Regions from separate parts of the Homo sapiens genome. Here region 2 is linked to region 1. Evidence: chromatin contacts called from ENCODE Hi-C or POLR2A ChIA-PET data. All regions are on one chromosome and are shown on one strand. The core of a region is the stretch at or near the end of the contact, and the rest is flanking DNA. Distances in the headings are between cores, read along the strand shown. Region 1 overlaps COG7 (component of oligomeric golgi complex 7). Region 2 holds the start of GGA2 (golgi associated, gamma adaptin ear containing, ARF binding protein 2).

What was found. A loop is a pair of places that touch in the nucleus more often than their neighbours do. ChIA-PET counts read pairs that join two places held with the same protein, here RNA polymerase II (POLR2A). Pooled maps may share reads with other maps.
Region 2: a loop to region 1 is called in a map of mammary epithelial cell, with 4 times the contacts of the local background. The contact joins the promoter of GGA2 here to the enhancer-like site in region 1. A Hi-C loop is called at or near these places in 2 of 168 maps with a recorded cell type or tissue (K562 and mammary epithelial cell) and 9 of 50 pooled maps. POLR2A ChIA-PET finds 5 or more read pairs at or near these places in 1 of 52 experiments (MCF 10A).

The regions. Positions count from the first base shown.
Region 1 is chr16:23,430,996-23,435,622 of GRCh38, reverse strand. It overlaps COG7 (component of oligomeric golgi complex 7), which reads left to right. Exons shown (of 17, transcript NM_153603.4): 5 at 905-987; 6 at 1,956-2,078. Among named protein-coding and RNA genes, the nearest start is that of COG7, 20 kb to the left of the region's middle. Within about 2 kb of position 2,267, at least 3 of the 41 ENCODE cell types and tissues checked have a DNase peak (open chromatin) inside an H3K27ac peak, as active enhancers do.
Region 2 is chr16:23,507,991-23,512,617 of GRCh38, reverse strand. It overlaps GGA2 (golgi associated, gamma adaptin ear containing, ARF binding protein 2), which reads left to right and starts at 2,124. Exons shown (of 17, transcript NM_015044.4): 1 at 2,124-2,297. The coding sequence starts at 2,207. RefSeq lists silencers at 1,848-1,897, 1,968-2,197, 2,268-2,437.

The sequences.
Region 1 (4,627 bases), core at 1,018-3,517:
CGGACAGGAGCCAGAGGTGGCGCTGCTGTGCACACTATTCAGAGACTGCACTGAAACCCACCTTCCTGTCTGTCCAGCGGTGAGCCTGGAAGCAAGTGCTTTGCCCAGTCATTTCCTCTGCCCTTAGGGAAATATGTCAGAAACTACTTGATATTAAGCCCATAACTTGGGTCTTAGAATCCATTGTTATGTGTGGAATGCTAATAGTTACCAAATTATTTGATTTTATGTTTTGTTTTTTTGTTTTGCTTTGTTTTAGAGGGAGTCTTGCTCTGTTGGCCAGGCTGGAGTGCAGTGGCGCGATCTTGGCTCACTGCAACCTCTGCCTCCCGGGTTCAACCAATTCTCCTCCCTCAGCCTCCCAAGGAGCTGGGATTACAGGTGTGCACCACCACGCTCAGCTAATTTTTGTTTTTCTTTTAGTAGAGATGGGGTTTTGCCATGTTGGCCAGGCTGGTCTCGAACTCCTGACCTCAGGTGATCCGCCTGCCTTAGCCTCCCAAAGTGCTGGGATTACAGGCATGAGCTACCGCGACCAGCCCAAATTATTTACTTATTCCTCAAACCACCAGATATGTTGACATATAGCAGTTCAGTGTGTTTGCTTTTTTAAAGTTCCCATCTGGTATAATCGAAGTAGGAATTTTGAAAGACATAAATAACCTCTCAGTATCATGTTAAAATATGAATTCTGTGAGGAACAGTGGGGAATACCTTGCAGTATCTGGTTTTCACGTCATGCTTATTTTTCAAATTTATGATCCTCATGCATGAGTTAATTCAGTATCTAGGCAGGAACTTGTGAATACTAGCTTCCATATATCCACCTTCATCCTGGTGAGTTTTTTCTCATGTCTACACCAGAAAGGCTGGTAACAGTATATATACATTGTATGTTCTTTAGATCAGTCCAAAGTGTTTGTGAAGGTGTTTACTGAAATTGACCGGATGCCCCAGCTCCTGGCCTACTACTACAAGTGTCACAAGGTAAGAAGCTGTGCGCGATGACAGTTGTGCAGTTGTGGAATGCTCATAACTCTGGGTCACAGAATCGCAGGTTCATAATTCAGAAGGTAAGAACATTTGTCTCCTTGCCCTCTGGCTGTTTTTCTCTTAGTTAGCCAGTAGGGGGTGCTCTTGGTCTAGCATATGGATTTGTTTAATTGCCAGTTGGAAAAAGTTATCCGTTTTCATTCTCTTTTCTGTTTACAGCTGGATTCATTATAGACTTGAAACGTTGTTTTAATTTATTCTCATTTTTGTCTTTTAAGGGAGATTTATGTCTTAAGCTTTATTACACCCTCAGAAGGCAGTAAGAATTTCTCTTTTTTTCTTTAGAGATAGGGTTTCACTATTTTGCCCAGCCTGGAGTGCGGTGACTATTCACAGATCCGATCATGGTGCACTACAGCCTTGAACTCCTGGGCTCAAGTGATCCTCCCGTCTCAGCCTTGTGAGGAGTTGGGACTACAGGCGCGTGCCACTCCACCTGGCTTGGAATTTTATGTTTTCTAGGTTTGCTGAAGTTAGATTGCCAAAAAACTTGACAGCTTCCTGAACTGACCTTAATTCCTTCAAGTCCAGTGCTCTGTGTCTTTTAAGCAGTGATGTTAGGACATGAAGCTTAAACATACATGTCTGCCCGCTCTTGCCCCAACATCTATTCAGAAGAGTGATGGTGTGCCAAGTGGTTGCACATTACATGTTTTTAGGGCAGGATAAATGGAGAGGGGATCACATCCGCAGGGTGACAGATTAAAGCTGTGAATCAGTGCAGATAACTGCAAATGTTTTTTTTTTTTTCCTGCCTTTCTTTGAAGTGAATGGACCTCACTGGGCTGCCCAGTGAGCCCATTGAGCAATCCGTGATTACGCTGGGTAGCAGGGCAGGGCAGTGTTCACAGGCAACCTATGTTGACGTACCCAATAAGGTTCCCTTTGTTCTGTCTCTGCAGGTGCAGCTTTTAGCAGCCTGGCAAGAGCTGTGTCAAAGTGACCTATCCCTGGACCGGCAGCTTACCGGACTCTATGATGCCTTGCTTGGTGCTTGGCACACACAAATCCAGTGGGCTACACAGGTAACAGCTCATTTTTGTTCTAGGGAGAACAGAGTCTGTGGTGACAAGGGAACGGGTGACTGCCTCGGGAGTGGCCACCCTCAACTGCAGAGCACAGCTCAAAGAACTTCCCCGTTTGTTGCTGTCATTCAAGGGGTTAAAAAATAACCAGTTAGGCCGGGTGCGGTGGCTCACACTTGTAATCACCACACTTTGGAAGGTCGAAGTGGGCGGATCGTTTGAGCCTAGGAGTTCGAGACCAGCCTGGCCAACACGGTGAAACCCCAACTCTACAAAAAATGCAAAAGTTAGCCAGGTGTGGTGGCACAATTACTAAGGAGACCGAGGCAGGAAGATTGCTTACGTCCAGGAGGTTGAGGCCACAGTGACTATGGTCGCACCACTACACTTCAGCTTGGACAACAGAGCAAGCAAGACTGTCTCAAACAAACAAACAACAAAAGAAAAAACGATAACCAGTTAAATGGTTTAAGTTTAAAAGATAAGCTTAGAAATCCACGTCAGTGAAATCTTTAGGTCTCCACTGAAACTCTTCTTACCACTCTTATCTATAACTTAAATAGGACCTAATGTGACAATGCCGCCTGTTGTCCAGCAAGGGAGCCTGTGGAATTCCTGAAGGCCATTTTCTTCCCATCTAAAAGCAGGAGGCCCCTCGTCAGGTGGTGTTCGAATGAACAGGAATGTTTTTATCTTTACTTCAGGTAAAATTTACCTACCTGAAGTGAGTCTCCCTTGTTCTCATGATACACCAAGAAGTAGGGGAAGAGATAATTTTAAAGGTACCCCCTGACTAGGAGTGAGGAGAGACAGAGGAACTTTGTTTCAAGTGGCAACTATCCATCATTTACTTTCCTCAAGTCTCTAGGCATTTCCAGCCATAAAGGTTTTAAACCGTTGTTCTCTTGCCTTGAGACAGGAGGCACAGTAGAACCTCTTGTAAGCAGGGGAAGAGCCTGTCTTACTTTGCAGTAATGACTTACTGGGCCTGTTTCTAGTGTGGCTTATTTTATTTATTTTTTTCTTATTTATTTATTTTTTTTCTCCAAACCCTTGTGTTGAGGGCTGATTTTCAATAGCACTCAGATAGAGAGCTATTGAAATAGATTGCAGTGAGGGAGCTGCTCTGCTATGTACGAAACCCCAACCTAGAAGCAGGTCATCTACGAGTGGTTTAGTGTCACGTTCCCCATATTTTATTTTTTACTATAGTTGTGAATCACTCTTCAGATGTTCATCAGTCATTTGCTGGAATGAATTTGACTAAGGTTGGAGAGAATTCCTTATACCGGGTCATGTCATTCAAGTTGTTGGTTAAAGCACTTTTCTCCATCCTTGTTCTTTTTCCTTGAACTAACCTAATTCATTCTTAGGATTTTGTTTTGTTTTGTTTTGTTTGAGACAGAGTCTTGCTCTGTCATGCAGGCTAGAGTGCAGTGGCATGATCATGGCTCACTGCAGCCTCGGCCTCCTGGGTTCAAGCTGTCCTCCTGCCTGAGCCTTTCAAGTAGCTAGGAATACACGTATGTGCCACCATGCCTGGCTAATTAAAAAAAATTTTTTTTGTAGAGATAAGGATCTCACTGTGTTGCCCAGGCTGGTCTCTAACTCCTGGCCTCAAGTAATCCTCCCACTTTGGCCTCCCAAAGTGCTGGGATTACAGGCATGAGCCACCATGCCTGACTTTATTTTATTTTTCTTAAGAAGAATATTTCTTTTTTTTTTTTTTTTTTCTTCAGACAGAGTCTTGCTCTGTCACCCAGGCTGGAGTGCAGGGACACAATCTTGGCTCCCTGCAACCTCCGCCTCTCTGGTTCAAGCAATTCTCCTGCCTCAGCCTCCTGAGTAGCTGGGATTACAGGCATCCGCCACCACTCCCAGCTAATTTTTGTGTTTTTAGTACAGATGGGGTTTCACCATGTTGGCTGGGCTGGTCTCGAACTCCTGACCTCAAATGACCACCCACCTCGACCTCCCAAAGTGCTGGGATTACAGGCATGAGCCACTGTGCCCGGCCAAGAAAAAAATTATTCATGTGTTCTTGCCTCTTCTACTACTTCTTGTATCACAAGGATAAAAACAGTTCATGTCCATACATACGAATGCCTTTCGTCATCTAAGAAAAAGAACTTAGACTTCTCAGACTTCTCTTTGGGCCTCATCCTAGATTTTGGGAGACATGAGTTTCTGCTGATTTATACTGTTGGCCTGTGGCCCATTTTCTTTTCAGGATGGAAGCATAATAGTTGGGCTGTCCCCTCCTGAAGGTCGGTATAGCACACAGGAGCCAGGGCACATGTGTCTCCTTCAGATTTTTCCCCTTAGCATTTTCATATGAGAAATTTCCAATATATAAAAATGTTGAGGGAATTGTACAGTGAATACCCATGTAGCCACCTCCTACGTTGTACAGTGTGCATTTTGCTCTATTTGCTTTATTGCAGATCTGCCTGTCTATCCCTGTCTCTGTCTGTTCATTAATCCATCTTATTTTTTAAAATTATTTTTATTTGTATTCTTTTTTATATAAAAATATTAAATTAAACAGA
Region 2 (4,627 bases), core at 875-3,374, 77 kb before region 1:
GTTGAAATGGATGTGCAAGTGGGGGCAGAACTGGTTTTTCCACAAGAAGTCTGTGTGTTCCCAGAACAGTATTCATTTGCTTGTGTGTGGACAAGAATCATCACCCATTGCTATTCAGTTATCTACAAGGAAGAATTTGTGCTTCTGTATGGCATACGTACCTATGGTCTAAGAAGAATGTGTGTTCTGAGTTCCAAGCTACAGAATCACAGAGTGGCCAGCCCAGAGGTTCACTCTTTATCTAAGAGGAACATCTGAACCCTTGGCCCCATCCTGTGGAACGCAGGCCATACGGGGGATCAAGGCCCTTTGGGGTTAAATTGAGGTTGCCAGATGGAGGTTGCTAGGGGAAGGGTGCTAGTTGAAAATACTATATAAACTGATGCTCTTTACAAATGGTAGTGGTCCTCCTGTCCAGCCCACTGCCACTAGACCACCCCGTAAGTCCCCTCAGTAAACCTGCCTCATTCAGTGGCTCTGGGTCTCTTCTTCCGCCTTTCAAACATGGTGCCATCCCTACTGAAGTTAATAGGGGTACGGCACAACAGCTTCAATGGAAAATTATGTGTTGTCTAGACAGCACAACCTTCCAGGTTCTAGCCTTTCTTTGTCTTTGAGAAGTCTCATAACTCTGTTAAGTTGATACCAATGCAAAATAATTCTTGCCTATAAATAGGTAAATTCCGCTCACTGGAGGGACAGCTCTCACCCCGGTCGAAAAGCCAGTTTTGCCTCCATTTGCACATTCGTCTTATCTTCCTTTTTTTCCAGATAAATTTGCCCTTCTTTGACTTCACTTTTGGATTGATTATAACATCTGCTTGGTTCCCTCATGTAATTAAATAAAATATTTAACACGTATTCATTTCATAATTATGATAATCATGACATACTTTTTTGGGAAAATTATCTTTTAACAGAATAAGCAAGTAAATAATACATCGATGGTGTACTGTGTGATGCAGAAAATAAAGCAGAGTATTGAGGAATGCAGGACATGTTAGTTTAGAAGTGTTCCAGGAAACCAGGGAGGTGGAGGTTGCAATGAGCCGAGATAGCACCACTGCACTCCAGCCTGGGCGACAGAGCGAGACTCCATCTGAAAAAAAAAAAAAGTGTTCCAGGAAAACCCTTCTGTGAATAAAAATGCAAGCACATAGGCCGGGCGTGGTGGCTCACCCCTGTAATCCCAGCACTTTGGGAGGGCGAAGCGGGCAGATCACGAGGTCAGGAGTTCGAGACCAGCCTGGCCAACATAGTGAACCCTCGTTTCTACTAAAAATACAAAAAAAAAAAAAATAGCTGGGTGTGGTGGCATGCACCTGTAGTCCCAGCTACTCGGGACGCTGAGGCAGGAGAATCGCTTGAACCCAGGAAGTGGAGGTTGCAGTGAGCCGAGATGGCACCCCTGCACTCCAGCCTAGGCGACAGAGTGAGACTCCGTCTCAAAAAAAGAAAAAAAGAAAAATAAAAAATAAATGCAAGCACTTTGGGAAGTCGAGGTAAGAGGATCTTGTAGCCCAGGAGTTCGAGACCACCCGGGCAACATGGTGAAACCCAGTCTCTAACACACACACACACACACACACACACACACACACGGTGAAACCCAGTCTCTAACACCAGGAGTTCGAGACCACCCGGGCAACATGGTGAAACCCAGTCTCTAACACACACACACACACACACACACACACACACACACACACACGGTGAAACCCAGTCTCTAACACACACACACACACACGCCAGGCGTGGTGGTGCCCTCCCCTAGTCCCAGCTCCTCCGGAGACTGAAGCGGGAGGATCGCTTGAGCCTAGGAGGTGGAGGCTGCAGTGAGCCGTGATCGCGCCATTGGACTCCAGCCTGAGTGACAGAGCAAGACCCCGTCTCTTAAAAAATAAAAATGCTAAAAGAATTATTCGTGTTCTTCTGAAAATCAAATTTAACTGGGCGTCTTGTATTTTATCTGGCAACCGTACGGTGAGTGGTCTTAGAAGACCAGCGCTGGGTGGAGGGATCTGGACTAAGAAATGTTCCGGCCGGTCCCGCGTGGAGGGGGGGCCTGGGGTGGGCGTGGCGCCAGCGGCCCCGCCCCGTCACGTGTCCACCGCTCCTGCCGCGCAGTCAGCAGAGGAGAGCGCCAGGACGCTACAGCGGCTGAAGAGGCAGTGGCGCCCGCGGCCGCAGCGTCGGGGCTGGAGCGATGGCGGCGACCGCGGTGGCGGCGGCTGTGGCGGGAACCGAGTCGGCCCAGGGTCCCCCGGGCCCGGCAGCGTCGCTGGAGCTGTGGCTCAGTGAGTAGCCTGGCAGGCCTTCGGCGCAGCCGCTGCGCCGCACGTGAGGCCTCGCTTCCCGCCTCCCGGGGCCTTGCTTCGGGGCGGGCGGCCGCAGGGGAGGCCGGCGGCCGGGTAGGGGGCCTGGGCCCGGCGCGGTGGGGAAGATCGCCCAGGGGTCCCCCGAGAGGAGCCCCAAGCATCCGCCGGGGCAGCGGCCCCCTTCTGAGCTCTGCCCCTCCCCCTCCGCCCACCCCCCAACTTAGCAGCAGCACAGGACCCCGACCCCCACCCCAATGGCTACGTGACCTGCGCTTTCCCCTGCGCCAGGCACTGTGCTCACAGCGGCTTAGTCCTGCTTAATCCTCATTCCCACCCCGAGCTGGCTTCTATTATTAACCCCACTACGGAAGCGGGGACCTTGAGGCTTAAGGAGACGCAGTCGTGCAAGACATGCAGTCTGTTTGGGGCTGAGAAAGATCTCTATCTGGCTACCGCGTCAAAAAGAAATTTTTTACCTTTTGTGTTTACTTTGGCCAGACTTTTTTTTTTAAACACACACACACGTGTGTGTGTGTGTGCGTATATATATATATGTGTGTTTTTTTTTTCCTTTAAGAGACGGGGTCTCATTATGTTACCCTGGTTGGGCTCAAACCCTTTGGCCAGAATTCTTCTGCATGTCTCCTGTAAGCTTCACAGTCATCTTAGGGGTTATTATTATCTCCGTTTTACCAATGAGGGATTGAGGTTCAAAGGGGATAAAGAATATTCCCCTTGTACCCAGCTCTGCTAGGTGCCAGGAACACTGAGATGCATAACACAGGGTCCTTGCTCACCAAAACATTTTTTAGTGGGTACAAGCCGGCAGTCACATCACCTTACTAACGGGATTGGCGAGGAGGAGGAGGGCGTTCGTTTCACCTGTGGTGGTAGGAGTTGGTTTACCTGGGGGTCGTCACAGCCGACCGCATTCCAGGCAGAAGAAACTGCGTGTGCAAAAGCTGGGGACAAGAGAATGTGGAGCACTCCGGGAACAAGTAGGTCAGTCCGCTGGAGTGCAAGCCTAAAGCTCAGGAATCCGGGAAAGGGGCTGCACGGCTAATTGGGGCGAGATCTTCAAGAGCCTTGTGTGCTGCAGAAAGGAGTTTATGTTTTATCCGAGGGCGGGGTTGCTGTTTGGGAGTTTTCAGCCGGAGAATCTGATCAAGGAAGCCTGTTAAAGGCGTCACTTGCAGCCATATGGTGCTAAATTGGGCGGAGAGGGTGAGACTTCAGGCAGGGAGAGCGGCTAAAAAGCTCTTTTGGTGGTGGTTGGGGGCCGCAGGAGGACTAAGGCAGTGGGGAGAGGGAGAAGCAATGAGCAGGCGTAGTCAGCAGCCTCGGTGCCTTGGAATGCAGACAGGGGACAAGGAGAAATCTAGGCTAGATCGCGGGTTTCAGGCTCGAGGAACTGGTGGGTTACAGATGCCTCCCCTGTGAGGAGGAGCTGGTTTAGGCAGAGAAGGTTGAGATGTGGAGTTTGAGGTGCTTGTGGCATAGTCAAAAAAGAGATGCCCTCTAGGCAGCTGGTTGGCACTGGAGAGGGCAAGTGTGGGACGTACGGTTTGGGAGTCTGGTTCATTGGCAGTGAGCTTGCGGGAGAAGCTTGCGTATATTAAGAGCAGAGGTTTGGAAAGAGAGCGTGGGGAGCCCCAGCATTGAAGAGGCAGATGGGAAGAGAAGACTGAAGGCTGAGCAGAAACAGGCAGGGGGAGACCTGCAGGGGCACCCACTGATAGCAAAGGAGGGATGTGGTTGTAACGTAGTTTTGCTCCTTAAAGATGGAGGAGAATGAGGAAGGAGAAGAGAGAACTTTGAATTTGGTAACCAACCAGTTATTTAATGAGACATCCTTGAGTTAAACAGTAGAGACAGAAGGTAGTAGTTTTAGGAGGCAATGGAGAACAGAAGGCTTAGACTGGAGTTGCAAAAATTAGAAAAAAAGGCTGTTCATGCCTGTAATCGCAGCACTTTGGGAGGCTGAGGTGGGCCAATCCTTTGAGGCCAGGAGTTTAAGACCAGCCTGGCCAACATGGTGAAACCCCGTCTCTACTAAAATACAAAAAATAGCCATGTGTGGTGGCGCACACCTGTAATTCCAGCTACTTGGGAGGCCGAGGTGGGAGGATCACTTGAACCCTTGGGGCAGAGGTTGTGGAGGTGGAGCCAAGATTGCACCGCTGCACTCCAGCCTAGGTGACAAGGCGAGATTCTGTCTCAAAAAAAAAAAAAAAAAGTAGCCGGAGTAAGAGAAAGTAGCTGCCTCAGGTGGAGGAGATAAAAGGAGTGCCTGGAACTGAGGCTGCCCA